Regions from separate parts of the Mus musculus genome. Here all the other regions are linked to region 4. A link is a loop called in an ENCODE intact Hi-C map of the cell type or tissue named here. Cell type or tissue: left cerebral cortex. All regions are shown on one strand. Links, peaks and the distances in the headings refer to the core of each region. The heading gives the core; the rest is flanking DNA. Region 1 overlaps Smg6 (Smg-6 homolog, nonsense mediated mRNA decay factor (C. elegans)). Region 2 overlaps Smyd4 (SET and MYND domain containing 4). Region 3 overlaps Smg6 (Smg-6 homolog, nonsense mediated mRNA decay factor (C. elegans)). Region 4 has its middle 17 kb from the start of Gm35117. Region 5 overlaps Smg6 (Smg-6 homolog, nonsense mediated mRNA decay factor (C. elegans)). Region 6 holds the start of Rtn4rl1 (reticulon 4 receptor-like 1). Region 7 overlaps Rtn4rl1 (reticulon 4 receptor-like 1).

What was found. Peaks named below come from ENCODE experiments on the same cell type or tissue, not always from the same donor. Only the 100,000 strongest peaks of a DNase experiment are listed, where the experiment ranks them.
Region 1: a loop joins it to region 4, with 3 times the contacts of the local background. A loop is called at or near these places in 10 of 42 quality-filtered maps.
Region 2: a loop joins it to region 4, with 5 times the contacts of the local background. A loop is called at or near these places in 3 of 42 quality-filtered maps.
Region 3: it touches region 4 in a loop (2.9-fold over the local background); 10 of 42 quality-filtered maps call a loop at or near these places.
Region 5: a loop joins it to region 4, with 2.6 times the contacts of the local background. A loop is called at or near these places in 12 of 42 quality-filtered maps.
Region 6: a loop joins it to region 4, with 6 times the contacts of the local background. A loop is called at or near these places in 41 of 42 quality-filtered maps.
Region 7: it touches region 4 in a loop (2.1-fold over the local background); 7 of 42 quality-filtered maps call a loop at or near these places.

Annotation. Positions count from the first base shown.
Region 1 is chr11:74,992,041-74,996,558 of GRCm38, reverse strand. All of the region lies in intron 10 of Smg6 (Smg-6 homolog, nonsense mediated mRNA decay factor (C. elegans)), which reads right to left. Among named protein-coding and RNA genes, the nearest start is that of Srr, 68 kb to the right of the region's middle. In left cerebral cortex, for the core only: a CTCF peak has its summit at 2,234; a DNase peak (open chromatin) is centred at 3,855; H3K27ac peaks cover 1,455 bases.
Region 2 is chr11:75,395,576-75,400,093 of GRCm38, reverse strand. Smyd4 (SET and MYND domain containing 4) reads right to left here. Exons shown (of 11, transcript NM_001102611.1): 6 at 311-493. Among named protein-coding and RNA genes, the nearest start is that of Serpinf1, 25 kb to the left of the region's middle. In left cerebral cortex, for the core only: no CTCF peak of the experiment used is centred there; DNase peaks (open chromatin) are centred at 588 and 2,375; H3K27ac peaks cover 1,346 bases.
Region 3 is chr11:74,944,637-74,949,154 of GRCm38, reverse strand. It overlaps Smg6 (Smg-6 homolog, nonsense mediated mRNA decay factor (C. elegans)), which reads right to left. Exons shown (of 19, transcript NM_001002764.2): 7 at 3,523-3,633; 8 at 2,936-3,148. Among named protein-coding and RNA genes, the nearest start is that of Srr, 21 kb to the right of the region's middle. In left cerebral cortex, for the core only: a CTCF peak has its summit at 2,587; a DNase peak (open chromatin) is centred at 2,596.
Region 4 is chr11:75,288,475-75,292,992 of GRCm38, reverse strand. It overlaps a transcript of Gm35117 not described here. Among named protein-coding and RNA genes, the nearest start is that of Gm35117, 17 kb to the right of the region's middle. In left cerebral cortex, for the core only: CTCF peaks have their summits at 405 and 1,887 (motif pointing right); DNase peaks (open chromatin) are centred at 1,130, 1,903, 2,716, 3,328 and 1 more place; H3K27ac peaks cover 3,078 bases.
Region 5 is chr11:74,979,776-74,984,293 of GRCm38, reverse strand. It overlaps Smg6 (Smg-6 homolog, nonsense mediated mRNA decay factor (C. elegans)), which reads right to left. Exons shown (of 19, transcript NM_001002764.2): 9 at 2,381-2,442. Among named protein-coding and RNA genes, the nearest start is that of Srr, 56 kb to the right of the region's middle. In left cerebral cortex, for the core only: CTCF peaks have their summits at 2,676 (motif pointing left) and 3,604 (motif pointing right); a DNase peak (open chromatin) is centred at 2,674.
Region 6 is chr11:75,190,588-75,195,014 of GRCm38, reverse strand. It overlaps Rtn4rl1 (reticulon 4 receptor-like 1), which reads right to left and starts at 1,022. Exons shown (of 2, transcript NM_177708.5): 1 at 721-1,022. The coding sequence starts at 733. In left cerebral cortex, for the core only: a CTCF peak has its summit at 2,063 (motif pointing left); DNase peaks (open chromatin) are centred at 537, 1,207, 2,040, 2,962 and 1 more place; H3K4me3 peaks cover 1,992 bases; H3K27ac peaks cover 1,981 bases.
Region 7 is chr11:75,229,970-75,233,969 of GRCm38, reverse strand. The region is part of intron 1 of Rtn4rl1 (reticulon 4 receptor-like 1); the gene reads right to left. Among named protein-coding and RNA genes, the nearest start is that of Gm35169, 14 kb to the left of the region's middle. In left cerebral cortex, for the core only: a CTCF peak has its summit at 1,992 (motif pointing right); DNase peaks (open chromatin) are centred at 1,984 and 2,522.

The sequences.
Region 1 (4,518 bases), core at 228-4,227, 300 kb after region 4:
GGACATAGTATTAAACTGCTCTCTAAATTCTTATGTCTATACCCACAGACATAGATTAGTGTACATCTCATACCTCATTAGAGAAGTTTCTTTGTGCACTGGAGGGTTACAAAGAAACTTACATGGGGTCAAAGTGGAGAGAATATATGTGAGTGGAGTGTTCCGTCACAAATAAGACATCTATATTACACCCTCTGTCAAGATACAAGGGGCAAGATTTAAATAAGCTGTCAGAGAGGACAACAGCAAAACAGCATCTTCTGGACATTACAGAACTACTGCACTCATGAACTCACAACAGCTGTGTGTAACTGCACAAGATTTATAAACAATCAAGGCAGTCGACAGTCTAACATAAAGAGAAAAGGGGTTTACAAACCAACCCCTAATTATCAAGGAGCCATGGACTACTGACAGCTTCTGTGGGATAAAGACTCAATTTTCTTTAAAGGTGTGGTGTTTGGTAGGTGAACCAGACTCAATGGTACAGCACTCCTAGGATTTAGGAGTCTGATTTCTGTAAATTCAAAGCTAGCAAGAGCTAGTTCCAGGACAGCAAAGGATACACAAAGAAACACTGTCTCAAATTGCAAACAACAACAAAAGATACAAAGTTGGGGGAATACGAAGGTAGAGAATAGAAACAGGAAGAGTGGGGGTAAATATGATCAAAATATAGTATATGAAATATACAAAATATAGTATTTGATATATAGTTCTTATATAAATTTAAACTTTGTAAATAATTTTTTCCTCTTGAAATAGGCCTTTATTTCTTTTTTAAAAGATGTAATTATTTTTATTTTATATGTATAGGTATTTTGCCTTCATGCATACATATGTGCACCATATATATCCCTGGTGCCATGGGTCCCCTGGAATTCGAGTTATATATAATTGTGAGCTGCCATGTGGTGCTAGGAATTGAACCTAAGTCCTCTAGAAGAGCACCCAGTGCTCTTAATCTCTGAGCCATTTCTCCAGCCCCATATACTTTTAACAAACAAAAAAGCCCCATTAAAAAGTCTAACAAACCAAGCTTTAAATATATATTTGGGGCTAGGAATTTGGCTCAATGATAAAGAGTTTACCTAGATGTGCTAGGACCTGAATTGAGTGCCAACACTGAAGAACAAGTTAAGTAAATAAATTGAGGAAAAACAATGGAAAAGGTGGCTGCAAACCTTGCTTCCAAAATTTCCCTAAACAGTATTTCTCCTTTAGTGTAAGTCTTTGGCAGAGAAAAAGATGCCAAATTGAGAATTAAATGGCAACTTAAACTAAATGCAGACTTAGCATAATCTTGTCTGCCAATGGGATATTGCACTCTTCATGATACCAACCAGCTATGGGCACTAAGACACACTGTTATCTTCAGGTAAACAAAGAGCATCTCCTTAATAGAGATGCTAAGAGTAAGCTTAATTTTATTGGCATGACTGAACTTCCTCATTTAACTTTTCACTACAGTTTCTCTTTCCTCAGCCTAAAGCAGTAGATTCATTCTGAAAACAAGAGAGACACTGGAACTCAGAACTGGAAAAAAAGGTGAGTCCCTGACCCCTCTACTTCTGTCACTCTTCTTTTCCAGAAACTTCAGCAACAGCCATATTCAGGTTGCCAAGGGAAAGGAGTCTGGCTAAACAGCCTGCCTCCCCAAGTCTAGCCCTTATGAAAGGTGGATTTCCTTTGTACAACTGTTCTGTCAAGCAGAGGGTCTGCCACGTCATACATTCTGCTTGAGTAAAAGACTTAAAAGTAACTTGGACGAGAGAACAAATTGTTCTTCCCAAAAGTCTTAGAACTTCTCAACCATAGTCACCTCCCATATATTATTAATGGCATGAAGAAGCTCATGCCTATAGGTTAAACTGTTAGTGCCAGGTAGACAGCTGTAGTTCTCAATTCCCCCAAGACACCTAGGTGTCACTTCCTCTATTTCCTGCAATTCGGGAATATTAATAACATAAAGTATGTATATGCTAGGTATAGTGGTCCATACCTGTCATCCTAGTACTCAGGAGGTGGTGTAGGAGTATTTCTTGAAACAAGCCTGGGCTACAGAATGAGATGCAGTCTCAAAAAACAGAAACCAAACCAAACCAAAAGCAAACATGAAGGATCATGAAATGAAAGCCAGTCTGACTCTGCCCAATTCTAACTCCTAGATGTTCCCTTAGAGCAAGCAACATGAACACACACACACTCACAAAGTGTCTCTTGGGTGCCCTCTTGCTGCTACTAGGGCTCTTCCGCAGGACTGAAATGGAGTCATACTCTATGAACAAATAGAGAAGGGAAAAGAAAAGGCCAGGGCACAGAAAAGGGAAGTTATTCCAATGGTGGCCAATGAGTAATATCCAGTGATTTATAGGAAATATAATCCAATAATATAGTAAAATAAAACAGTGTGCCTGAGATGGTTTTGATTTCAAAAATTATAAATCATATTTTTAAAAAGAGTGGGGGCACCGAGTGGAAGTCCAGATTGGAATAAATTGGGCACAGATGGGGGATGCAAAGAGGTTTCCATGATGCCCTACCACAAATGTTGCTTCAGTTACTTGTCCTCGAGAAACTAGTTTTATTTCCTTAAGTTACATTTTTTTTTTAAATTAAAGTTCTTGAAGTACTTGTGGTTAAATTCAACAATTTACCTTTTAGCTTCTTACCAGCTACCCAAATGGCTACTGAAGTATTAAATACTGAGATACAGGAAGAAGGCCTTTTCTCCTTTTAGGCTCTGAATGCTACAGACATTGTGACATCACTCGAGGAACCAGCCATTTAGCTACCAACTTTGAAGATTAGCCAAGCAAGGCACACAGCTTTCCTAGAGCCATGGCCTTCAACTTCTTGCATTCAACATACATGCATTCAATAAATACCTGTGTCTAATGAATACCAGCCTAAGGACCCCCAAATATCCCATCCTGACCTCAAATGTAGCTGTCTCCAATCATCTCGTAGAGAGTGCTAGGATTCCAAGCTGACTCTAATACCACAGGGGTAGGATCTTGCATAGGGCTCATGATCAAGGAAGTTAGTATCTCCAAAACCTAATGCAGGGGAGGACACCATTCTCTCTACCACAGTTTTGCCCCCCTACTTTGTCTCCTACCATATCCAAAGCTTGTAAATATTTCAAGTCTACAATAAAAGCTTATTTAAAAAGTAAATACCATAAAATGTTAGCAAGCACATTATGTATACCCTGGCCTACTGTAGTAGAAGGTAGTTCTTGAAAAGGGAACACAAAACACAAGAATGACCTATGATAGTACTGCAGGACTGGGGGCCATCAGCAAAGAACACACTTTTTAAGGAAGCTCTGTTGCTCTCCAAATCATAATTCTGACCCCACATCTATGGAAATGGCTCTGACAAGGACAAAGGATCTAACATCTTTCTGGGCTACAAGATCACCTCTGCTTCAGGCTGGAATGCTCTTCTCCAGAGAATCCAGGAACTGACATATGTAAACACCCACCCAGAAGGACATATCCAAGAGGGAATGGAAAGAAAAATGATGGTCCAGATGTTCTGTAACTTGCAATGACTGCCAAATCACCGTGGACCCAAAGCACCTGGGAGGCCAGGCTGTGTCAGGCCTTACTTCCTGGTTTCAGACAGCCAGGGTCCTGTGGCTAGGTGGTGACTGTGACAGCCTGCAGACTAGATGGGAGAGAACCCGTTAGAAGGGCACCAGCTGACAGAACTTGGGGGCTGAACACACAGAGCTTGATTTATCACTTCCTTACTCATAAAAATGTGATTCAAAGTGCTGCTGATTAGTGAAGGACTTAAATCGTTACCCTCTCCCCAGCCCTCTTCTCTCTCCACCCCCGGCACAGATGCTGCTACTCAGCCACAACACCCCCTTCTTGCCACTGTCCGTGCAAGCACAGCACAGGGGCCCAGAGAAGATGACTCATGTGCTGGGAAATGGAAAAGTGCATCTTCCCACCAACCAGCCCTGCTGAGTGCTCTGTTCACCCCTATCCCAATGGCAGCCCACACAGTGGGGTCTGGATGGCCGCCTCAGCTGCACACCGGGTACTTGGCAGCACGTCCGCAGAGCTCTGTGTCCCAGTTGAGTGTTATATCCTGTGGCCTGGGTTGTTTTTCCCTGAACCACCCTTGGAGCCTGTGACCACCTCAGCTCAGGCTCCTCTTGCCTCATGGAGGTGAGAGCCAGGGCAAGGGCAGTACAGGGAGTGGGGCTATAGGCCTTTACTTGTCATTCCTGACTAGAGGATCCACCTCATGACCAACTACAGAAAAGTGCTACAAAAGTATCTTGGCCTCAAATACGCAAGAGTCCTCTATCCTTTATCTTCCTTTCACCCATATTTTCTTTCTTTTTTTCTTTTATTGGATATTTTCTTTATTTATATTTCAAATTTTACCCCCTTCCTAGGTCTCCCCCTGCCCCCTAGAAATCTCCTATCCCATTCTCTCTCCCCCCTGCCTCTATAAGGGTGCTCCCCTACCCACCCACCAACTCCCACCTTTCCG
Region 2 (4,518 bases), core at 301-4,300, 110 kb before region 4:
AACACGGGTGAAAGTGGATACGTTTCCAAGCTGCTGGGGCAGGAAGAAAGAAGCCAAGAAAGTGCTCCTCGCTCATTTTCAGGATAGGCTGTCTACAAGGCATGGAGGGATATGGCTCACTGCCCTCAACGGGCTTTTTTATTACAGCCAGAAGACCTTTTTTATTGGCCCAAGGATGCATTGCCCTTTCCAGGAAAGACTCAGAGGATGAGTAGAGGCACTGGGCCCATATCTGCTGATTCCTGTCCCCTTATCCTTTTCATGTGAGGTGTGAGGCACAGCAGGGTAGTGGAAAGAAAGGCTGGCTCACCATAGCAGTGCAGAATCTCCTGTCCTTTTGCGATCCTCTGTGCTGCCCGGACGGTGGCGACAGTGCCAGTGAAGGACACACTGGTGTTGGGCCTGCAGGAGTGGTTCAGGAGGCTGACAACAGGGAAGATGCCTGTGGCAAGGCGTATCTGCCTGCTGTTGGTAATGATGCTCTCGTTAGACCCTGGAAGTGCAAGAACAGAAGGAAATGTGCGTCAGGACATTTGTCCCGTCCTTGTCATCTATTCCCCAGAAGATGAACTGAGCAGCTGGGCCTGAAGCCCATCTGAGTCATGGCTCTGCAGCCGGATCCGACAGAAATCAGATGGAACATGACTCATCGCAAACTCTGGTCCCCAGGAAGCAAAGTGAATGAGCACACACCGAAGCCTAACCATTATGTCTGTGTGCCACTCAAAACCCCAAGACTAGAATTTATAAAAAAAATAATCAAAAAGGGATTACCAGTGGGGTGCTTTCTAGACAGTTTCATAATACTTGTAGGACGCAGAAGCATAGCACTCCTAAGATTATCTCCCCACGATGTTTGAAGTCTAGGTGCTTTGGTTCAACTGCTCTTTGGTTGGCTACTAGAACGAGCATCCTGTCAGTGTAGCTCAGTTTATTTACTTACGCACCTTAAGTGTGTGCAAAACCCCGCAGCCTTCTTCATCCTACCCTTTGTCTAAAATTTTTGGAAACTGCTCTGCAGTCTCAGGTAAGCAAACCGTCTGTCCATGTTTTATTGAAGGTAGTCACTGCTCTGAAATCTCAGAGAAGCAAACTGTCTGTGCATGTTTTATTGAAGGTAGTCTTATGCCTCAGACAACCTCTTTTGTAGTACAGTCAGCTAGCACGACAACTGCAAGGAAGGAAGAAAGGGGCCTCTAGGCAGTGATGCCGGTCTCTATGAACTTCCATTCACACATATGTGAGTTCCTCATACCATGTGCACGGCTATGCTTAGTTAGGTTAGATTTCTGTTGCTATGGCAAAACTCTATTTTAAAAAAAGCAAAGGAAAGGTATGCTGAGGGATGCATGCTTGTAATTCTAACATTTGAGAGGCTGGGAAGAGAGGCTCAGCCTGGGCCATATAACTGATCTTGGCTTAAACAAAACCAAAAAAACCCCCCAAAAAACAGGCAGCAAAAGATGAGTTGGTTAACAAAAGTTAACAGTGGTCAAGGCGCTGGCAAGTGGACCTGGGAGACATGTAAGACCCAAGCTCTAACAGCCTACCTGCTCTTTAAACAAAATGCTAACTGATTTGGTTATGGAGTTTCTCAGGCCAAAGAAGTTCAGAAGCAGAGATCCTCCACGCGGGGAACACACAGCAGGGTTTTCTGGCAGTGGCAGGATAGTGATAGACCAGAGGAGGCAGAAAACAACTGTGTGAAACACAACAGCCTTGGGGCACACAAAAGGCCATCCCCACTCCAGGTTCATCACACACGCAACATTTCATTTAACTAGAGGCTTCTAACTGCATACCTACGAGGTCTTTGTAATAGACAAACATATGCCAGAAATAGGTATGATACATGTAAGATCGGCTACCTAGAAAGGCTTAAATTATGATCACAGCTTCGGTTTAAGCAGGAGGGAAATAATATTTCCAATAATCTGGGTGAAATGTGCAAAACACTGACTCTTAAAGGCAAACGGTTTTGTAAAAAAGTGGGAAACGATCAGACAACTGTGGTGTCACTGTCCGCGTGCCAGGAATCCTAACTAACCGCTTATCAGAAGTAACTAGTCTGGATACAAATGTAATGAACAAAGGAAACACCACGAACCATCATGTGAAAATGTTCGACAAAGGAAAAAATTAAATATAAGAACTATGTTGTCTCTCTGCAGACAATCCTATTATCTGTTGCTATGGGGGACAGGGACAGGGCATGTAAATACAATTCACAGGGAATCCAAATGACTCAATTTTAGTCAATAATTCTACAAACTGCATTAACATCTTTCATCAGAGCTTCTCTAAGTGCTTAGCTGGTTTGAGTGCCTGTCCGCCCCTCCAAAGCCTACCTTCTGGAACATGTGCTAATGAGCACTGAGAACGGTTAAAGGTAGGCAGCAGGAAGGAGCCGTGCAGGCACCAACAATTTGTCGTCTGAATAATCAGCGTCTGCATAATTAAAAGTTGACTTGCATTCTCAACTACTGATAACTGGCAGGCTCTATTAGAACAGTTGCTAAAATTTTCTCAGAAAAAAATGACTGCAACACAGTGAGTAATGTCAGCTTCGTGAGTTATTTATAGATTCTCCTCCGGCAGAGGAAGGCTCAGGAACTGAGTAGGGTGCTGGTGTCAGAGTTGAATGTCTCTCTAATTATTTCTAAAAAATTGAGTATTGATTTTTAAAAATTACTCAATATTTCGCATTAGTCACCTATTAGTGGATAATAGGAAGAGAGAATATGTATGTACCATATCAGCTGCAGTTAATAGGTGACATTTTGCATATAAAAATGAGTGATTCTTTAGCAAAAGTGTACCTTGGATTGAAGTGTCCCTGGCGCATTTCAAATGGGATTTAAGTAAAAGAAAAACAATAGAAGGACTCATTCGTACTTCCAGGACATAGCTACCTGGTAAGTGCTCTGCAAAATGAGAAGAGTGAATAGTTATCTGGTAATCAAGGGAAAGCCAAGGGCAGTTAGCTAGCTCAGGACCACTTAGAGCCTGAGCAAGGCTTGTTAAGACAGGAATCCTGTTACAACACAGATGTGCCCTTCCCACAGGGACAGAACCACGCACACCTGTACTGTGGCCTGGACACTCATCAGTGGCCAGACCTACTCCCTGAGATGGGAACAGAGAGAGGCTTTTGAGGAACTTTGATTAAAAAGAATTTATGCAAAGATAATAAGATATGTTCTCATAGTTCTTTGTCAAAGTCTATCCTAGTTAACACTGTAATCCTTCTTCTGTGCCATTAATGAAACAGCTGCTAATGAAATTCAATGAGAACACTCAACTGGGAGGTGTTGGAACCCAGGGAAACAATAAAAAGGGATATAACAAGATCAGAACTACGAATAGACTGAAACAGAATCAGATGGTAGGGAAAAAAGGAAGCTAACATTGCTGGTGGCACGTAATTGGTACTGCTCACCTGGAGGGCAAATCTGAGGTATGTATCAAGTGCCTTGAAAATGTTCATATGAAAATATTCTTAGCACTTAGCTTGTTTCTATTATTAAAAAACTAATTAAAATTACAAAAAGAATACATGGTAGTTATGTAAAAATTAGAAACTGAAAATTACAGAGAGGAGGACAGTTATTTAAAATACAATTAGGCAGGGCCAGTGGTTTTGTCATACTGTCTTTGCAGTGGCCCCTTCTAGTTCTATGTATGAAATTATTACTGTTGTTATTATTTGGACAGGATCTTGTTATGTAGACTAAGCTGGCCTTGAGCTCACCATCCTCCTGCCTCTGCCTCAGGCTCATGAGTGCTGAGATTGTAAGCTTGAGACTGATGTCCATATGGAAATTTTTACATAATTTATGGCAAGGGCACATGGTGATTTGTAAGCACTTCTTTTTATATTATATGCCATGGCCATTTTTTTTTTTAAATCTAAAATGCATTATAAATGTATTAAAAAAAAAAGAAAACCAGCCAGGCAATGGTGGCGCATGCCTTTAATCCCACCACTTGGGAGGCAGAGGCAGAGGCAGGTGGATTTCTGAGTTCGAGGCCAGCCTGGTCTACAAAGTGAGTTCCAGGACAGCCAGGGCCATACAGAGAAACCCTGTCTCAAAACAAAACAAAACAAACAAAAAAAGAAAACCAACTATATTAGTTATAGTTTCTGTTGTTGACATATAACATCATAACCAAAAACTATGTGGGGAGGAAAGGGTTTATTTCCTCTTACAACTCTCATGTGACATGCCTTCACTGAGGGAAGTCAAGGTAGGAACCTGAGACAGAAACTAAAGCAGAAGCCATTGAGGACTACTGCTTTGTGGTTTGTTCAGCCTGTGTTTTTATATACCCCAGGCCATCTGCCCAGGGTGACACCATCCTCGGTGACTTTCCACATCAATCATTAGTGAGACATACCTACATGCCAATCTTATGAAGGCATCTTCTAATTTAAGATTCCTTTTTCCAAGACATGCCTAGGTTTGTAACAGGTTAACAAAAACTAATCATGATATCAACAAAATGATACTGCCAATC
Region 3 (4,518 bases), core at 231-4,230, 340 kb after region 4:
TCCTCATTTTCAGTGGCAGAACTGAGTTTCAAGTAAGTGACTATGTATGTAGGTAAGTGTTCTACCAAACAAAAGACATTTCTACAAAAGATTAGTTATATCTGTATAAGATATGTCCCCCAATTATGAGGCCAAAAATCAAAGAAAGCCACAAAATCTTTTTTCAAACTGTCTTTTGCTTTCATTTTAAAAATACTTGAGAGCTGGTGGGATGGCTCAGTGAGTAAAGGGCCTTGCTGTGCAAGCTGGTTTTAATTCCTGGAACCCACCTAAGGGTGGGTGGGAAGAGAGAACTGAGTCCACAATTTGCCCTGACTGCCATTTGAAGGCCATGGTATGTGGGCCCACAGATATCTTGTATGGATACATATAGACACAATAATAAATAAAGTGAAAAAAATTAAACAATATAGTCCTACCCAGAAAGACAACATGTTTGTTAGTTAAACAGGCTTTCAGTTTAGACTGTAATATCCAAAGCAGCCAAAGCAACAGTGAGGGATACTAACTGCAGGAATCAAAACAAATTGCTAGAACACACATTAACACACGGGGCCCCCATGTACACTAAGGCACACACCAGAAGTGGGAGGTTTCATTATCAATTATTACTTCCCAAGTCATCCACAAAGACAGTTACAGAATAGGAAGGAAATAGGAAGACAAATGGAAATTTTAAATTAAACCCAAAAGAATTAGACATAATAACTCATACCTGTAATTTGGTACCCAGAAGTCAGAGGCAGAAGGGTTGTCATGAATTAAAGGCCAGGGGGCTACAGTATGAGATGCTGTCTCAAAAACAATAAAAAAAAGAAAATGAATGAATGAATGTACACCATGATACATGTGTGGACGTCTGAAGACAACTAATGAGGGTCAGTTCTCTCCTTCCACTATGTGGGTCCCAGGAATCAAACTCAAATTACAAGATTGGGCTCTAGGCACCTTTACCCACTGAGCCATCATGCCAACTATCTGTTCTTAACTTGGAAGAAATGATTCAACTCTCATGGTATCATTATTATCTAGCAAGATGCTTTCAAAATTAGTCCCTTTCAGGACTAGGAATGCAGTTTAATAATAGATAGTATTTGCCTACCAAGCACATACCCTTGGATTCCATCTCCAGCCCCCAAACAAGAAATATTCCTTGATCCAAACCACTCTCCTCAATTTCAGTCACCTGTTATCATCTGAGTATCATTACTTCAATGTCCTACACAATGACAAATGCAACAGCTCTAAAATTAAACTCATTATCATTGCCCTAAAACTTGGTCTACCATTATAGTCCACCTTATGAAACTGACCACTAACTACTTGGTTTTGTTTTGCTTAGGGGAACAGTCCTGTAGGGTTTTGTTGTTAATGTTGTTTGAGAGGATCTCATACAATAGCTCATAATAGCCTAGAACTTACTAGGTAACAGTATAGCCTTATATTTGTGCTTAATCCCCCTGCACAGCTGCCCAAGGACAAGGCTTACAGGTATGGTCACTTGGCAATACCCCTTCAATTTCTTTCTTTCTTTCTTTTTTTTTTTTTTTTTAAGATTTATTTATTATATGTAAGTACACTCTAGCTGTCTTCAGATGCACCAGAAGAGGGAGTCAGATCTCATTATGGATGGTTGTGAGCCACCATGTGGTTACTGGGATTTGAACTAAGGACCTTCAGAAGAGCAGTCAGTGCCCTTAACCTCTGAGTCATCTCTCTAGCGCCACCCCTTCAATTTCTAAACCAGAAACCTAGGTGCTACTCTTGACTCTCTTCTCTCTGAGCTCCCCCCATCTAACCAAGCTCTTTGGACACATATCTTTCCATCTCTGAAACCACTTATTGATTCAAATCCTTCTATAACTAATTTGAATTCCTGTCACTGAACCTTTTTTCCCATGTTCTTTCTCCCTAAGCTCCGGAATCTGAGATGGCTAGTCCATTCTACTTCCTTCCTCTCTAGCTAAACTTCCATTCATTCTTCACACTTAAACTGACAAATGACTACTGTGATCGCAGAAAATCAGGTACATACCCCTAAACAAAGTCCAGCACACTTAAGCCTAACTACCTGCTCACTCTATTAAAATGCTACCTTGAAAACAAGGGAAGATGCTATTTTCTGAATCATTAGCCTGGCACACTCTAAGTCATAAGAGGTTACCTCATAAAAGGCTTGGAGATGGTGAGATGGCTCAGAGGGTAAGAGCAATGGCTATTCTTGCAATTCCCAGCACCTATACATTGGCTCAAAAACCTCTTTAACTCCAGATAACAAGGGATCTGACCCCATCTGACCCCCTCCATAGACTCTTATGTAGTGCATATACATAATGCAAGCAAAACATTCATGCATAAAAAATAAACAAATCTAAATAAATAAATAATAAATCACAAAACAGATTAATCATCCTACCCATGTTGCTTTAGTTCATACTCCAAATAGAAAGCTATTCAAGATTAAATACATTATCTCAGCAAAGTACAAAATCTCAGCAAATTCTCATACAAATTGGTGATGCCCAACTCAAAACAGTAAAACAATTTCTAACTCTACATTTACTAAATTCTACAGTGCCACATAGTGGTAAATAAGGGAAGCACATGCCAAAGATAAAGGGATCTGTGAGAACCAAGGAGGCATAAGGGAACCTAAAGTTAGTGGGTCGTACTCTCCAGAGTAAGTGGGGGTGCTAGGCATGGTGGCTCACCCCTATATGAGCAAGTCAGATAAGAGGATTGTCACAAGTTAGAGGCCAGTCTGGGCTACACCGTAAGTTCCAGGCTTACCCGGTATAGAGAACAAGATCCTTTTTCTTTAAATAAATCGATAAATGTCTTAAAGCTGGGACCTGTCTATGCCTCAGCCCCAGCTTGCACGACCTGAGGCAGCCAGACTCTAGTCTGGCTCACTGCATCATTCTCAGGAACTTACATCACTGGGACTCAGGCTGCCCAGACCATTCTCCTGCTCAGAATCCTTCCCAGACTCAGTGCCCTGGGCAGACCGAGAATGTGATGGATGAATCCAAATCTCCAGGCGAGTAGTGTCATCCCCAACATGCCGGAAAGTAGACTTCTTTCCTTTTCGCCACTTATCAGGGCTCATATCAAATTCCTCATGCTGCTTCTTTTCCATCTGTTCAGCCTATACAACAGACACACAAGCTCAGACTCTCCCAGTCAGCCAATGAAAAATTCCTCTATCATCTGTGTCTGCAGGCTAAAGACTATAAAAATCTAAGGATTCTGCTACAGTACCAAAGTAGCAGAGACCACCTCTGCTGCCATATAGATCATTAATTCTGTGAACTAGGTGCTGTGGAACAGGTACGCTCTAAAGGCCCTGCAAGCCCTCCTGAAGATTGATTTCAATATCCGTTCTTTGCAGGGGCCAACTGATAACCCGTCAGTGAAGCCCAGAGGGTCTATGTGAAGATGTGTTTCATCATCTCCTCACACTTCAGCCCAGAGGACATGCATTCTCCTAGGAAGGATAAGCCCACGTGCACTCTTACTTACCTTTCGTTTAGTCTCTTCAAATAAACTCATGAGACTCTCCTTGGCAGTCAGGATAGGGTTGCTGGCTGCTAAACTGCGCATATAGTAATATACAGCATCAAGCTTCCTCCTCTGTAGAAAGAAGAGATACTTGGTCAACTGTTTTGTTTTGGTTGGTTGGTTGGTTGGTTGGTTAGGTTTTTTTTCTCCCTTTAAAAAAATTTTTTTTTTAGATTTATTTATTTACTATATGTAAGTACACTGTAGCTATCTTCAGACACTCCAGAAGAGGGAGTTAAGAGTTCATTAGAGATGGTTATGAGCCACCAAGTGGTTGCTGGGATTTGAACTCAGGACCTCTGGAAGAGCAGTCGGTGCTCTTAACCACTGAGCCATCTCTCCAGCCCATTTTTCTCCCTTTTATAAAAAAAGTACTGGTGATTGAACTTAGGAATGTGTACATACAATGTACATACGATGCATATGCCCTACCATGAACTATAGTCCTAGTCTTTTTAAAAAGTTTACTTTGAGGCAGGGTCTCACTAAACTATCAATCTGGTAGCCAGGAACTTCTGTAATCCAAGCAGGCCTTGAACTTGTGACCCAGTAGCTGGATATCCACTTGTACCACCTGGCCAAGCTCAGCTTTCTTTCTGACACCAGAATACCCAGCTGATACAAGAAACACTTTATCTCTCCTGCCCTGTCCCTCCAACTGTAAAGGACTCCAGCAAGAAGCAGAAAGCAATCCACTCAAAAAGCTAAGGTAATCACACCAGGGAGGTTTCCACGGCCAGTATGGTTCTTCATCTTATATGCAGAGGTACTCTAAGAATCAAATATTCATATGGAAGAAAAGAGAACAAAGAAATCCCTTAAAATATAAACGCAATTATGTTTTGTTTTTTAGAGAATGTCCAACTCTCTTCACATTGGCTATTGTCATTCATTACTCAGTATGCTATAATGAAATCCTCAACTAGACAGACCCAGATTCAAACACTAGCTCATCCA
Region 4 (4,518 bases), core at 220-4,219:
TGTGATAACTTGGGTGGCGGTGGTGTGGGATAATGAAGAGTCTCTTAATGGCTCTAGTTAAACCCGGTAATATCACTCTGTCAAACTTCAGCTGACTGTGGGAATCCAACCTACTTTTATATTCCTAAATGTCTAAAAACCCGCCATGGGCATCTTCAAAGCGCTAATAAGGAGGCAGCCCTCATCTGTCTATTTCTGGGAGTGTACCTATAAACCAGTGCTCATTTCTTGATCCCAGAATTGTGCCTCTTCCGACTGCAGCTCCCCAGCCCAAGGTTAGCTTCTGCCCACAGGCTTGGCTGCAGAAATGGTTTCAGCCACATCACCCATCTCAGGCTTCTAGCCACTGGCATGCTGGTTTAGCACCCCCAAAGGAAGAGAACTCATTTTATTCTGGAAAAGGGGGAAATGAATTTGCTTCAGGAACTGCCTAGGCCTAATTACTCTGCAAGCAGGGTTTGCTGGGGAAAGCGCATGTGCACATGTCTGCCGGTGTGTGCATGCCTGTGCCTGAGCTGCAGGGCACGTGCTCTCTCAGTGATGGCGGCTGTGCGCCGCTCATGTTGGTCTACCTCTCTCACACACCTTAGGATGACTGGTGGACCTGACCACCTTGCAAACCCAGAAAACTCACCACATTGGCTCCCAGATGAAGATGTAGCCAAGTGGGGTGGGACGATCAAGGATATTTGTCTATATATTTGGACCAATCAGAAAATGGGGGCCACGAATTGAAGAAGAGGAAATGGGAATGAGGGAGGAAGACTCGGGAGGGAAAGAGGTCATTCTAGCCTAAATTAAATAATGCAGATGAGAATTATGAACACGGATAAGAGCAATAATTCGGCAGCCAGAACTACAAGACCCTGACAAACGGCTCTCTGGAGAAACGGGCCGCCTCCTCGCCTGGAAGTCAGGGATGGGGGTCTCTCCACCAACCCAGGGCTGGAGGCAGCGCCTGTGGCTGCCTGATTTAGCCTGGAAGTTAAAATCGCTGAAGCAGTTTATAGAAACACCAGAGTGAGCTGCAGCGCACAATCAGTAGGCAGGATCCAAGATGATGGCATAAATGTTTCAAATGTGCTCAGGGTAATTAGTTTTGAATTACCATGTGCATATTTTAAACATTTAAATGATCATCCCAGGTTTTCGAAAACAGTTTCACAAAGCTTGATGTCGCTCCCCCTCCCGGAGCGGCCTCCCCACGGGAGAGCATAGTGCGACTGTGCTGGGACTGAGCCAAGTGAAGAGAGCTCTTCTGCGGCTCCAGCCGGGATTGGTGAGCGGCGGGAGCCTCACTAAACCCTCGGATAAAGGCGGATTAGGCCTCAGCCCTGGGTCTTGGTGCAGCTGGCTCGCCCTGGCCGTTCCTTCCTCTAGCCAATGTCAGCTGTGCCAGTTTTCCAAAATGATTGGTTCAGTCTTTAAGTTTTCTATTGTGCATGAAAATGCAGTTCCATTTTGGGTACACACACACACACACACACACACCCTCCGTTTCTCTGCCTCTGCCTTATTTTATGAATCCTTAGACTGCTGGGAAACTTGAAAATTTGACCAACCAAGTCGGAAATGAGTTTGGGTGGTTTTAAACAATGACCTTGTCCTCTGGTCACCGGGAGCCAAACTTCAGTCCTCCTGGTATGCAAATAGCAATTTCTAAATCCCTGATTCAAGAAAGCAGTGAGAAGGGCCGGAGATCCATGCTACCATCTGCTAGGACCTTACTTGCCTGTAACAGGAGTCCGAGAGTCTTTGAGAGCAATCCACTCTGGTATCTTACAGAGCCCCTTTCAACCTCCAGAGAGAAACTGTTTAAAGTCAGGTCTGTAACTTTAGGTACACAGCCACTAGGACAATGCCTCCCGACTGCTTTCTCTCCCTGCAATACAAGGTTTCTCCAGCAGGTGGAGCTGGGAGATAAAAACTATGAGCCTGTGCCGGGTTCCTTTGAGTAGGAGCTATCTCTGCTGAGATCCTGATTGAATGAAAATTGTTCATTATGCAAACTGTCTGGTTCAGTACACAGAGGCAGCCCCCAGGCGCAAACCCCAAGTAGTTGCTTTTTTTCCTCCCCAGATTAAAACATATGAACTGCTTTGATGTAATCTTATAACAAAGCCTAATAGAAATTTTATTTCTTCTGAAGTTTCCTGTCATTTCTTATTGCCCCCCTTCGTCTGTCCTATTAATACCCTTACAGTCAAGGATATGCTGCTCTGAGTCTAGACTGTATCTGCGGATGAGAACAGTGTGTTTTCCTCTACAATGGATTGAGGTATTTAAATATAGCTACACTGCTTTGGATATGTTTAATCTCCTGGTTTTTGCCCCCCACCCCTCACCACTATTGCTATTTATCATTTTAATGGAATGCTACAGAGTGGCACATTATGCAATGTGTTTAAATTGATAAATTATATTAGAAAAATATCGGATGGGGGTTCTTAATGGTAAGTGGGTTTTTGTGGAAATATTTCCTCATTAGTAGTTCAGCTCCTTGCAGGGTAGAAATTCTAAGGATTTGGGAATAAGCTATATTTATGACCTATTTGGCTAATTAAAATTAAAGCATAATTTTAGCATGAAGTTCCTGCAAGACTTTGCAGAGAGGGTGGAGAAAGAAACTTGCCCAAATCCTGTTACTTTTAAATGTCAGTTGCCATAACAACTTCGCATGAGCCATATTTTTTTTTTTTTACTTGAACATTCCTTTTAGGATTCGGTTGCTATAATAATTTGCCTCGGCTCTTTTTAGGAGGCATATTTTCCTATTTTCCTTTTGTGATCATTTCAAAGCTCTCATTACTGTAACAACAAAAAAAATGACCATGTAAACCTCAACTCTCCATTTTTCCATGTGCAGGCCCAGAGTGGTCCCCAAAATAGAAATGTGGTCTATGGAGAATTCCTTTCTAGAGCAAGCTCTCCAGACCAGGGGGCAAAGCAGAGCTCTAGGGATCCATTGTTGCTGGAGCCAGCTCCTTCTGGCTAGGAATGATTAAGCCCACAGATTTGTTTTTGTTTTTTGTTTTTTTTTGTTTTTTTTTTCTTTTTGAGACAGCATCTCATTCTATAGCTCAGGCTGGGCTCAACACAAAATCCCCCTGCCTCTGCCATCTGAGTGCTGAGAGCATCGCTGGCATGAGCCACCACATCCGAGCAGGTTTATAAAAAATGTTTCATATGTATGAGTGTTTTGCCTGCGTGTATGTTTGCACCACATGTGTTCTTGGTGCCTGAGAAAACCAGAGAGGGCAACAGATTCCCCTCTAGGACTTGAATTATAGACAGCTTTGAGCCACCATGAAAATGTTAGGAACGGAATCTGGGTCCTCTGAAAGAGCAGCTAGTGCTCTTAACTGCTGAGCTATTTCTCCAGCCCCCTCAACAGAATTTTTTTAAAGCATGACTTTTTTTTAAAGCATGTCTGTCCTCTAGGGCTTGGGGCTCTGATGGGTATTGAACTTAGGATTCCACACATGCTGGACCAGCACTTGCCTTTGAGTTGACATTAACCTGGTGCCCCAGGCATTTTGCATTAGACAAGGACCAGACCAAACCTCTCAAAAAAGGATGAGTTCTTCTACCTCTGAAGACCCACTGACATGGTGGTTGGCAGAGCCAGTGGTATTTGATCACGGAATGGAACAATGCCCAAAGTCCTTACAGCAGAGTAAAGTCCAGCACCCTTCTCTCTCCAATTTGGCTGCTAACCTTAATTAGACACTAAGACCTTGGAAAAGCACCTGTGACTGAGGCCTGTTCTGGCCACAGGCACACTAGAGTGGATGAGCCCTGCCAGCCCTCCAGACTCTGCAGGACAGCTGTCACTGCTGTGGTCTGAAGAAAGGGAAAGACGTTTCATTTCCAGGTTTGTGGCTCCACCTCTGAGGTGGAACCTGGCTGCTCCTGCTGGCCTCCTGTGTCCCTGGCCAAATCTGTAATCAAGTCTGGGCAGCTTTGGTGGCACACTGGGCAGCTTTGGTGGCACACTGGGCAGCTTTGGTGGCACACTGGGCAGCTTTGGTGGCACACTGGCTCTTTCCGTGTTCATATCAGGGTTATCTATCTCCCTCGCCTGCCTTTTCCCCTCCCTTCCCAACGATGGTAGATTTTGAGTGGCCATTCCTTTGATTTATTTATTTTTAACATTTATCCACTTAGTGTGTGTGTGTATACACATTCATGCGTGGGCTGTGGCATGTGCGTGGAGTTCAAGCGTCATTTCTCTCCTTCCACCATAAGCTCAAGGGACCAAACTCAGGTCATCAAACTTGGCAGCAAATGACTCAGCACAGCGAAGCATCTCCCCGGCCCCTCTTGTTTCGTTTTGTTAAGACAAAACTTCATGTTGCCCAAGCTAGCTTTGAACTTACTGTAAGTGCAAGGATAACTCTGAACTTCTGGTCTCCCTGTGCAGAGATAGGTATACCTCCACACCATGCTAAACAGATACTACCATACTGGGCTTATGCCCGTGCTGAAGATCAAATCCAGAGCTTCGTGCATGCAGGC
Region 5 (4,518 bases), core at 253-4,252, 310 kb after region 4:
AAAAGAGAAATAAAATATAATTAACATTAATGATTTTAAAAATATATATATTAAAGAATATATATATGATGTATATTTTTATCATACATTCTGAAGTAAGACTTATAACAGCTTTTCACTTCCATGTTTCTGATGAAGACGACACATTTAAAACCATAGGTATCCACAAGGGGCACTCTGCCCCCCAAGGAACATTTGCCTGGAGACAGTTCTAATCACAACTTGGGAGTAGAGTATGTGACTGTCATGTATAGAAATGTGCTACAAACATACAGGCTCTCAAAAGCTCAAAATGTCAATAGTTTGGAAGTTGGTGAACTTGGACACTGACAAAATGGTCTAGGGAACGCCGGGCAGTGGTGGCGCAAGCCTTTAATCCCAGCACTCGGGAGGCAGAGGCAGGCGGATTTCTGAGCTCGAGGCCAGCCTGGTCTATAGAGTGAGTTCCAGGACAGCCAGAGCTACACAGAGAAACCCTGTCTCGAAAACCCAAAAAAAAAAAAAAAAAAAAAAAAAAAAGATCTAGGGAAGTCTAAATGACAAGCAAGCACAAGAGGAAAGGGGAAAGCAGGTATGGGTATGTGAGTGTGAGTATAAGCCTGGCATTTAGGAGGTGGCCACAAGAAGGATCAGAACTTCACACATAGCCTGAGCTACATGATGGGGACAGGGGTGGGGCAGGGGAAAGGAAAGGAGGAACAAAGAAGGAAACAGGAGTTTCAGAGTTGAGTGCAAGGTAGGAAGAGAAAGGTGAAAACTGGCAACCATAGAAGCTAGCTAACAGGGAGGCACCAGCTTATTTTAATTGTGCATTTAGTACTTCCTGTTCTCTCACCAGTCTATACTGAACATGTCGGCTACCACCATTACTGCAGCTCTGCACTCACTGATGACCAGCTGAAGTCTACTGGAACCTTTTGGAATACCAGTTACTTTTCTCTGGCCATTTCCAATCTGTCTTTTTCTTAGAATGTTTATTTTTTCATCCACACAACTGTTAAATGAGCACTCAGGATGCAGCTGAGTTAGACAAAGCTTCTTCCACTGGAGCATATGCTGATGGTGCTAGGGAGAACTTAGAAGCAACTAACATACACAGTTTATTTTTCCCAAATAAATTACTCCACACTTATTTCAGATGGTAGAGATTTTTATCTTTTGGCACTTCTCCGATGATCCCAAGTCACTTCAGAATCTAAAATATCCTTAAAATGGCCCTGAGTATCACTCTTGCCCAAAATGATGCCAGAGGAATATAATGTGAAGCACACTTTCACTCACAATCAACAGGGCAATGGCTTTTCAAGCAGGACACAAAGTCTTCCATCATCTTAAAAAAGTAAACACAAAGTATATGGAAGCCGACCTGACTCCTGTCTCCCTGCAGAAAACCTATATAATTACAGGGAACCTTACAAGTTCATGGCATTGAAGAAAAAGGAAAATGCCATAACAGGAGATTTGCAATGTGAAGCCAATCACCTCTAAGGGCAGCTCACAATAAAACCAATATTCAAAAAAGATTGAAAGCCAACAGGAACCCAAGCACAGTGGTACTCTTGGGAATTCCAGCACTTGGAAAGCTGAGGCAGGAAAGTTGCCAAGTTCTAACCCAGCCTGGGCTACACAGAAGAGACCTTGTCTCAAAAACCCAAAGCCAATTGAGCAGTGCACCTTTATAGAAGGGATGCTGCTTCTTCACATTGATGTCCCTTACCCAAGGAGGCCCTGCACAGAGACACTCAGCACACATCTCCTCTGACACTGAAGGCACTGTGCAGCTTTTATATTGCCAGGAAAACTCTTCTGATGCCCAAGAGGAACATTCAAACTCTTCCCAGGAACTCAAGGGAGAAAGCCCTAAGGCTTTGCACACACTGCCTTCCCTGGGGCTTACAGAGATTTACTGAGATCAGCAATGTGGCACAAGGGACTGAGTGCATAGGAAGTTGGATGGGTCAGAAGAACACAGAGGAAGGAAAATGTTACTCTGTTATTGAGGAAAGATTAGGAGATAATTTTTCCCCAAGGAGGACCCCTGGAAGCTGCACCCAAGGATGTAGCACGACTATCTCAGACTTCCTGGGAGTTAAGCAGGAAGACAGAGTCAACAGAACCCAGGAGGACAAGAAGAGGGGACTGGGAAAGACTGTCCTAAAAGAATGGCTTTAGAAAAGAAAGGGAAAAAAAGGAAAGACAAAGATAGTGATATATCTCAAATTTTATGAACACAGTAGGAAAGAGAATGAAGAGAAGGTGGAGGCCTCTAAGAATTCACACCCTGTGCCCTCAGTTACAAACACAGGCTAGTTGCTAACAATATTAAATTCCAAAATGACTTGTAATGTAGGGAAATAAAATAAACATCCTGCACACTTACCCAATCCGGGTAAACAGCTTCCCATGGGCATGGAGAAAACTGAGGATGAACCTTTTGTTCAGCTGCATGGGAAAAAGGGAGAGGAGAAAACAATTAACTTTCCCCAGTTTCCTGTTACTGAATACAGTCCCCAGTGACACAATAACCTGGCCAGGGTCTAAAGGGGTGGGCACTGGGGATGGGAACCAAATGGACATGCCCAAACTCTCACACAGACCCAGGGCACATGCCCAACAGCTGCCTTCCAGCTGAGCCAGGATAACACAAGACTCAGTGAGTGGACAGCACCCTCTGCTGGCAGTGGCACCCTTGTGCAGACATGGAAGCCGTGAATCTGAACTGAGCAGGTTTACAGAGGGTGATGTCTCTTCCTCTCTATAGGATGAGAAGCCACTCCTGGCTCCGTAATAACTGAAATTAAATTCTGACAGAGATAGAGTAACAACAACTTTAGAGAAATTCCTGATCGTACTTATGAACTGTTTTTCTACCTATGTAGGAAAGCAGGCCTCTGACAGCTAAGGTTAAGGTATTTATCACTAAGGCGGCTCTTCCAATACTTTACTGACTTGAAATTGGAGTTCAGTTCTGAATCTGGAGCTGAAGATTAGGGTATCTACAGAGGACAGGCATAAAGTAGGTTGGTGGTGACAACAGGAACCTCTGACTGTTACTCTCTAGTCCCAACAAATGTTCTATGTAGAACCAAGCTGGGAAATGAAATATGGGTTGTTGTTTTGTTTTGTTTTGTTTTGTTTTTAATGTAAAGTGCTCTGGCTTTTTTTTTTTAAAGATTTATTTATTTATTATATGTAAGTACATTGTAGCTGTCAATTATGGATGAGCCACCATGTGGTTGCTGGGATTTGAACTCAGGACCTTTAGAGGAGCAGTCAGTGCTCTTAACCGCTGAGCCATCTCACCAGCCCGCTCTGGCTTTTTAAGTACTAGATACAAATAAAAAATATTTAACATTAGCTAAGTTCCGAATTCAATTGTTAGCCACATGTAGCCTATGAGCCACCAGTTTGCAATCTTGAATCAAAGATTCTACAAAATCTTTCTCAATCTAAACTGAGATAATTCCTTTGGGAAAATAAAGAGAGGGCTGGGGAGTAAAATTGAACTCCAAAGGAAGAAGAGACAATTAAAAAAAAAGATTTATTTGCATTATGTATATGAGTATGCTGTAGCTGTCTTCACACACACCAGAAGAGGGCGGTGGATCCCATTACAGATGGTTGTGAGTCATCAAGTGGTTGCTGGGAATTGAACTCAGGGCCTCTGAAGAGCAGTCGATACTGAGCCATCTCTGCAGCCCCAAGCAGGGAAATTTCAAGACTCAATATCACTATCTCCCCGATGTCCTAGAAACAGTACCCTGTGGTCTGCCAGGAGGGAGGGCTGAAGTTGTTGCCTGCTGCTGAGAGTGGTGCTGCACACAACCCAGCAGGCCGTGGGAGGCAGGTGGATCTCGGAGGCGAAGGCAAGCTTATTCTATAGAGAGCTCCAGGAGAAGCAGGGCTACACAGTGAGACCTTGCCTCAAGACTTTTTTTAAAATTTTAAAGAAATTTTTATTTCAAGTGGGGAATTAACTAGTGGATCAGCAAGATGGCTTGCAGGTAAAGGCACTTGACTCCAAGCCTGGCAATCCGAGTTCAATCTCCAAGACCCACATGGTAGAAGAGGAGGAGCAACTCCCACATGTTCCTCTCTGATCTCCAGATGTACACTCGAGCCCACACACATACATGGACTAAACAAACAGATAAATAAATGTAAAAAAATAAAAGCAAAGAGGATAAAACTATTAGAATAAGGAACAAATTCAATAGCCCTGGGTAGTATACCCCCAAAGAATAAAAACTACTGGGTCATCAGTCTGCAGAACACACCACCAATAAAATTATGGCAGTTCTCTATCTTTTATACAGAAATGAGATGCAGCAATGATTTCAACATCAAACTTGGTGAATAAAGCTTCCATTTTTATTTTTGCCTTTAGTGCATTAATTACACTGAACAGCAATTAAAGAGCTAAATGATGTACATGTAGTTTAAAAGCTCAAGCTAGTTACAGCATGCTTTATCAAGGTCAGGGATAGTGGGAAAGGTTTTACCAACAGCTTTTACCAA
Region 6 (4,427 bases), core at 1-4,000, 98 kb after region 4:
TCCTGCTGCCGGGGAGTCTGGCGAGGTGGTCACCGAGCCAGCGCCCGTTAAGTTGAACCTGGCTCTGGCCGCGCACACTGCCAACATGGCCTTGGCGGTTGCGTCCCTCTGATCCAGGCATTAGGAAAGTTTAAGGAACCGGACTTCTGGCACTTGACACTCCCCACCCTCGGTCGCTAAATGCTCAGGGCTGGTCCCCGGGGATAAGGGTAGGATGCTGGGAAGATGCCTGCGTTCCGGCGCGCCTCCGGAGTTAGGAACGGTGGTGAACGCCGGGGCCGCGCGGTGACTGACCGCTGCCTGCACCCAAGCGCGGGTTGTACTCAGTGCTGAAGCAGCAGAAGCAGGGGCGGGTGCCTGCGCAGGGGATGGAGCCTGCAAGTGCAAAACTTTATAATGGAGAGGCAAAGGTCCCAGGAGGACAGCTCCCTTTTTATCAAAGGTTTCTCACTCTGGTCTCTGAACCCTCAAGACAGATCCCTGAGGCCTGGCCACTCGATCCATGAACAAACCCCATGAACAAACCCCATGTCTCTCAACAGGCCACCAACGGGAGCTCAGCTCCAGCAGCAGGCGCACGGCGGGTGCCTGTGACAAAAGCCAGCCATCTAGCAGGGGGCTGCTTCCGGGACCCATTTCCCTGGCGTTCGACGGCTCCCGGGGCTTGTTGCTCGGCCCGGTTCCATGCAACTCCAACTTGCCCCTGAGGTTCCAACTCACCTTTGCGAAGCATGTTGGCCGCGGGGCCGCCGCTCCGAGGTCGGCCTAGGCGCGCTCCCTCCTGGGGTCCAGATTCAAATCCCTGGGCGCCAGCTGCAGCTAATCCGAGCGCGTCGAGGCGGGGGCAAGCCGGGAATCCGCTTGTGCCCGGCGGCCCGGTCCCGCAGGGGCATGGTGAGCCCAAACCCGGTGCTCAGGGCACCGGCGCCTGCTAGCAACCGCGGCGCTGCCAACCAACGCGGTGCGCTCGCTCAGCCCCGGGCGAGTGGCTTGCTCCGCCGAGCCGGCGGCCTGATTCTGCCGCCCCAAACACTTTGCAGGCGGTTTTGAGGGGGGACGCCGCCCCCTAGCCGGCCAGCCGATGTCCCCTCTTCCCCGCCCCCTCGGGCAGCGGCTGCTGCAAAAGGGCGCTCGTACGCACAGCCTAGCTCCGGGAAAGCGCCCGGCGCGCGTTTGCAGGACCGAGCGATCCGCCGAGCGGGGCGCCTCCCTTCCTCCCCCCGGCTTCCCCCACCTCTCTTCCTCCTCCCTCCCTCCCTCGCTCTTCAGCTCCCTCCCTCCCGCTCCGTTCCCCGCCCCCGCTCACGGAGCGCCTCCCATACAAAATTTATGAAAGTGCTCTCAGCTCGCGGTGCGGAGCGCCGTCCTATTCCCAGGGCAGCGGCGCTCAGCCGTGCGGCGCCGCCTTCCAAGGTGTTTTCGCTGCACCTGCCCCCGGGGATGATCCTCGGCCCGCGTCCGTCCAAGTACCTGCCCCAGTCATCCGCGGGTCGTCCGGCCACTGTAATCGCCCTCCCCGGCCCCGCAGGCTTCTCCGAGCACGCACCCGCAGCCCAGCCCCCGCCTGTTTGCCCTTCGCTGCTGGAGGTCATCAAGAGAAGCGGCTGGAACAGTGTACCGGCCCTGAGCCCCGATGACAAGTCCAACACCCTTGCCCCGTCTCCTCTCTGACCCGCGTCCCTTCCTTCCTGTGAGGCTCGACGGCTCTTCCCTGCCCAGAACTGCTCCGGCGACATAGCCTTCCCCCCACCCCGCCCGCCCATCCAGAGTTCCAAGACACTGTTCTTTGGGGGGAGATGTGCGGGACAGCTAGCATTTGGGGATGTCCAGTTGAAAATCGTATAAAGAACTATGGGAGTTCAGGTGGGCTATCTCTGGCTGGAAGGCCTCCCCGGTCCCCTTTAGTCCTACACAGACCCCACCCATGAGAGGATTCTCCAAACAGGGAGGAGGTACCGCCTGAAAAGCCGGTCGGTCCTGCAAGGGCCCTTTGGGCCAAGTGTGGAGAAGGTTCAAGCCAGCAGAGATCCTAGGTGGAGGCCGGCACCCCCTACTGGCCCGGGATAAGAAGGACTCCCTAAGAGGAAAAAGACTGGGCCAGGTCACTCGTTGAACATATTAGAGTTTTATGTATTACACTATGTGGAAATTCAGCCAGTGAAAAAGAGAAGGTCCCTGTCCTCCTTGAGTTTATACTCTAATAGGACAAAAAGAGAAAAGTTCAGATGATGGAAGTGTCTGGAAGAAAGACAAAGAGGGTGTTGCTCTGGAGCTGATCCGGGATGCGAGTGGGGGATGGGGTGGAAGTGGAGCTAATGTGACAGCTGCCATCTAACCAGAGATCTAAGTTCTCTGTGGAGTAAACTTGGAGGGGTGATCAGAAGTCAGAAGCAAGGCCATTATCACTGGCACGAATACAGATACTCAGAACCCTAAGGTCCCGGCCCCTGGTTTGAGCTGAGTGTGAGGGAGAATCAGACCTGATTCTCCCTCAGAAAGTCTGGGTTCAACAGGTGGAGCAGAGAGGACACCTGGAAAGGAAAGACTGCACAAATGTTTGAAGTAACCTTGTTTAGAACATTCTTCAGCTTGGTCCTTCTAGGGTTGGGAACACAAAGTGAGGTATTCCTTAGTTCCTGCCAGCTGCAGGAACCTGCACCACCTGAGCCCTGGCAAACTAAACTCTTAGAACAGAGCTGTGGAGACACAAAACTAAGGCCCAGAGAGGCTAGCTGACTTGCTCAGCAGCATCCAGTAATCAGTACTAAACTGTGGGCCAGGATGAGGGCTTTGCTATTCACTTTCCCACCTTCCCGTGCCGCCTCCCCATGAACCCCTTGCCCCATCGACTCCAATGTATTGGGCAGACTTGGGCGGTGTGAGTGTGAGAAGCAGTTATTTTGGGATTTAGGAGGGCTGGATGTTGACTTGGAGTCCAGCCAGGGAATGGGGGTGGCTGTTGGTGGGTGTTGTGGTGTAATGGGGGAGGGGGTTGCATTGAGCCTGCCTTCTCATCAGGCAGTAATTACTCAGACTGCTGAGTAACTCAGGAAGGGGGACCCTCACTGGACAGATGGAAGTGTCCTCAGCCCAAGCTGATTGACAGTTACCACTGTCCTGCTCGGCAAGGTCTTAGGGACACAGTCACGATGGTTTTGCACTGCAGCCTTTATCCTGTATCATCTGGTTTCCTAAGTGGGGGCAGGGCTGCTCACATGTGACAGAAGCTATACAGCAATGTTGGGAGACGGTGGTGCATACCTCTGATCAGGTAAAGGCCCCAGGAGATGAGAGGGCTGCTGGGGAGAAGCCATTGGGCCATTGGCACCAATCTTTCCACTATAGAACTTGAAGTGAAAGCTAGAACAGAAGGTGCCCACGGACAGACTAGGCTTTGGTATGCTGAGGTGGCAGAGTGGGCTCCAGAATGCACTGAGGGGTAGGGATGTCTAGAGAGGCTGGGAGACACAGGAAGCCCAGGCTGGACTCTTATTAAGGTGAACCATTGTTCCTTGATGAGCACACTCTGGGTCAAGCTATATCTGTCTTAAGAGTTGCAGAGACTGAAGGGGCATCGACCCTTTCCATCGCTTCCCTTGGCTGCTCACTCCCAGTCTGCCTTCCTCTCTCCTCTGAGCAGCCTCCCAGGCAAGGCAGGTACCTGGCTGCTTGTTTTTACATCTCTCAGCACCTTAATTAGGGGTTTCCAAGCAGGGAGGGCCTCCAGGGGAGCCTGAGGCCACAGAGCTGTCTTAAAGGGACAGCTGTGCTCACCACTGCAGAAAGAGGAGGATGGGAGTGGGGGTTCAGAGTGCTGGTGACCATGCTGCAGAAGGCTGAGGGTAAGCCCGCAGGTGCTTTGTTCTGCCAAAGGTCAAGGCTGTCTTGTTGACTGCTCTGCCTTCTCTTTGGGGGTCCCAGGAGTGCTGTCCACTGATCAGGAAAAAGGCTATAGCCTGAAGGACAGACTAGAGAGGGCAAGACCCAGGAGGTTTAGGGAATTGAGGCCTTAGGCTGCCCTATCCTTCCAAGAAAGCCTTTTCAGTTTCCAGCTTTTCCCTTGAGTACCGGCATCCTCCATGTCGACCCTTTACACTCTGGGTACATAGAAATTCACACTAAGCTCTCAGCTTGGTAGCTGGGCTGGTAGGCGTTAAGGCCCCATCTTGCTGGGACAGCAGAGGTCTCTGAGGTAGAGAATGTGCCCATGTGAGCTGACAGACTACACTTTACAAGGAAAGAAACGGGGTGCAACAGGAAGGCCTGGTAGGTCGCAGAACACCTTTAGGCACACTCATCCGGGAGTAACAGCTTTGAACTAGGTTAGAGAAGAGCGTGAGAGCAAGGGGGACCACTAGGAGACGCTGAGAGGCTTGAGAGTCCAGACCTTTTGTACCAACCGGTGCCCATTGCAGCACCGCCCTCTT
Region 7 (4,000 bases), core at 1-4,000, 59 kb after region 4:
TTGAGAGGAGGAGAATTAGAATTTCAGGCCATCCTGGGCTATGGAGCAAGACACATCTCAAACATGGCTGAGGATGTAGTTCAGTCAGTAGAATGATTGTCTGGTATGCAGGAAGCCCTGGGTTGTATCTTCAGCATAAAAGTGGGCATAGTAGCATGCCCCTGTAAATCTAGCACTCAGGGGCTGGAGGGTCGGCTCAGTGGTTAAGAACACTTGTCATTCTTGCAAAGGATCTGGGTTTGAGTCCCAGGACCCACATGGAGGCTCAACATTTCCACCAGGCACCAGTCATGTATGGTCCATAGGCATACAATTCAGGCAAGGTACTCATTCACAGAAAATAAAATAAATCTAATAATAAACAAGTAATACATGAATAAATAAGTGAAAAAAAATTCCTAGCACTCCTAAGTGGAGGCAGGGGGATCAGACCGTCCTCAGCTACATAGCAGTGAGGACATCTAAGCTTCCTGAGGCCCTGTTTCCAAAAAAGGGAGGGGGAAGGGATGAGATGGCTCAGTGGGCAAAGGGGCTTGCCACCACACTTGATGACCTGAGTTCCCTCCTTAGACTCTACCTCCAGACACATGTACACACGTCACAAATACACACACAGACACACAGACACACGCACAAAGTAAAAAGCCAGACATGATGGTTTACAACTATAACTTCAGAATTTAGAAGACTGAGACAGAAGAATTGCGGTGAGTTCCAGGAAAGCCTGGACTATAGAGAGAGACAGGGTGTCAAAAACAAAACAAAAATCCACACCAGGCTGTGTATGTAGCTTGGCTGGTGGGGGGCTTATCAAGCACACACAAAGCCCAGGTTTCAATCTCTAGCATAAAGCAGACGTGGCAGCACATACTTATAAGCATTTAGGAGGTGGAGGCAGGAGGATTGGAAGTTCTAGATTAGGGGCTGGAGAGATGGCTCAGAAGTTAAAAGTACTGACTGCTCTTCCAGAGGACCCAAGTTCCGTTTCTAGCACACATATGTGGCTTGTGGCTCATAAGTGACTTCTGTTCCAGGAGAATCCAGTGCCCCTTTCTGGCCTCTGCAGGCCCCAGGCACACATATGGTGCACAGACATACATGCAGACAAAACACTACCCATGCACATAAAACAAAAATTAATAAAAGAAGTTCTGGATTATTCTCAGCAGCTACACAAGTTTGAGGCCAGCCTGGAATGCATGAGCGTGTCTCAAACAGCAAAGTGAAAATAAATATAAACAAAAGATTAATTAGTGGGTTAGCTAATTACATAGGTTCCCTGGTGAGGGGTGGGGTGGATGGCTCCTCCTTCCCTAGCTGCTTTCTGGAGCCACTCCAGCTCCCTGGGAATCTTCCATCCAGGGCACAGACCAGAACTTACAAGGGCGAGTGATGAATCAGATTCTGTTTTGGTGATTTCTCTTTGTTAGCAGATAGGATGGTCCCGGGTCATCTCCTGCTGTCTCACCTGCATGGTGACTAACCAGAGCCCATCCTGAAAACTCTATTACGTCTTATCCTGACCATGCTTCCAGAAAGGAGACTCAAGATGCCAGAAAAGAGGCTGGAGAAACCTTTCAAGATAATAAGAGTAAAGCTTTGCAGTGCCGACCCCAGGGCCAGCTTTGTGCCCTGCACCACGCCTGTAGGACCCCAAACTCAAGAGCCCAGCAAGTGCTTGTCACCACCATTTTCTAGCCAGCAAACTCGAAGCCACAGGTGCCTGCAATCAGGAAGTGGCAACCCCACAGAGCTAGATCAAATCCTTTGTCTCAGCTTCTTGCTCCCAATAGTGTTTTTCTCGCCTGGCACATAGCTGCAACCCAACAAATACCAGGAGGAGGAAGAGGAGGAGGAAGGCAGGTAGATGGGCAGTCCACAGCCTCCACGCCCTCTAGCCTCCATCTCCCAGGGAATTTGTCCAAAGCCTGGCGGGGGAGTTTTGGGACAGCAGTTGTCTCAAATACATGGCCCTACTTTGGATGCCCTGTAGGGGGCGCTCACCTCCTCTTGCACAGAGGTGGATACAGCTCCCGGGGCAGCCCTGAAAGTAGATGAGTATAGCCAATAGTTGAGCGGGAGGAACGGGAAAGAGGGTATATTAACAGGAATCAGAGACAAACCTCAGGGAGAGGTCAGCACCAGGTCCCCTTTGTGAGCTCCTTGGGGGAGAGGCGGAGGGTGGGGGTGGGGATTTTCCACAGTTCTGTCTCAATCTCCAAACAGCCTGCAACCAGAAAACTGGGCAAACATCTAATGGGGATGACACAGTAAGCCCCGTGAGGCCATTTGGTGAGAGCTATACTGAGACCCCATGTACCCATAGAGTCTTTGTTCAGTAATGTCACGTTATAAAACGATTACATTGTTCTTCCCAAGGCCTTTTACCTAACTCAGGACTCATGGTTTACTAGGCTCTTTCATAAAAGCAACACACACACACACACACACACACACACACACACACATACACACACACACACACACACACATATTCACCACCACCACCACCACCCCACACGCGCACCATTTTTAGACTTCATGAAATCTGGATCTGGCCAAAATGCCCAGATCTGGAAATTCCTTTTCCAAATAGAGGCCCACACCCTCCCATTCCCTGGATGGTGGTTGTGAGCTCTGTTCTCTGGACAGAGCAGCAAGAATTGGGTTAGAATAAGGGTTGTCAGGAGACCCTAAAACCAAGGAAATCCAGATCATGTGTTTCAGCCAGGAGGTAAGAGGGCATGGGAGGCGGCTCCCCACCCCTGACAGTGGACCCTTTGAGAGCCTGAAGGCTGTGGTTTCTACAGTATACCTGCACTCAGAACAGAGTTCTAGGGCTCTATACTTCTTTGATTGACTTGAATTTGAGTCTCACTGTATAACCCTGGCTAACGTGGAACTTGCTGTGTAGACAAGGCTGTTCTTTGTTTGTTTGTTTGTTTCTTGAGACAGGGTTTCTCTGTGTAGCCCTGGCTGTCCTGGAACTCACTTTGTAGACCAGGATTGGCCTCGAACTCAGAAATCTGCCTGCCTCTGCCTCCCGAGTGCTGGGATTAAAGGCGTGCGCCACCATGCCCGGCTTGACGAGGCTGTTCTTAAACTCACAAAAATCTGCCTGCCTCCGTCTCCCAACTTCTGGGACTAAAGCCATCATATTTGGTTTATTTTAGTTGTTTTTTGGGTTTTTTGTTTGTTTGTTTGTTGGTTGGTTGGTTTTGACAAGGTCTCTTATAGCTTGGGCTGGCTATAAACTTGACATGTAGCCAAGGGTGACCTTAAACCCCTGGGCCTTGTGCCTTTACTTCCAAAGTACTGATGGTTAAGCATGTGCCGCCACACCCAGTAATGGTGTATCCCAGGCTGGTCCCTGATTCCTGTTTCTCAGTGTCTGCCTACTGTGTGCACCACCTCAGTTGGTTCTAGGGAACTATGGACTCCTGAGATAGATCATCTGGGCTTGTGGGCGTCACAGAATCAAGACCAAGGTCAAGGCCTGGTTTCGGTGGCACCATTGACAGTCAAGAGAGGGACTTTCCCAGCTTCTAAGTCCGTTCACTTTTCTAAACCTGTACTGGGTTTTTTCATTAGGAGTCTTCTGAGTTCCTCCCAACTCAGGAGTCCTGATAATTCCCGTGGCCTTCATCTTCTATGGTCCGAAGTCTCCCTCAGGCCCATGGACCTGAGGGCAGTGTGTGTGTCAGTCTGTCAGACTTGCTTCTCAACTCTCCCAGAGGCCGCTGGGCCAAGTTACTCTTTTCTCTTTTACAGTTCCAGACCCTTTCTCCTTTGGCGAAGGTTCAGGGTAAGTGGTGGGACCTGGCTTTGAACCTGAGTCTGTTGGACTAAGCAAGTAAGACTTTTTTACCATCAGACACTCATTCACCTGTATGTCTACTCCACAGTCACGGCCCCTCCTTCTCACACCCACTGTCAACTCGGTCTTAAAAAATGACATGGGTCTCTGCCACCACCTTTGTACCTGTTGGCCAGAAGCCAC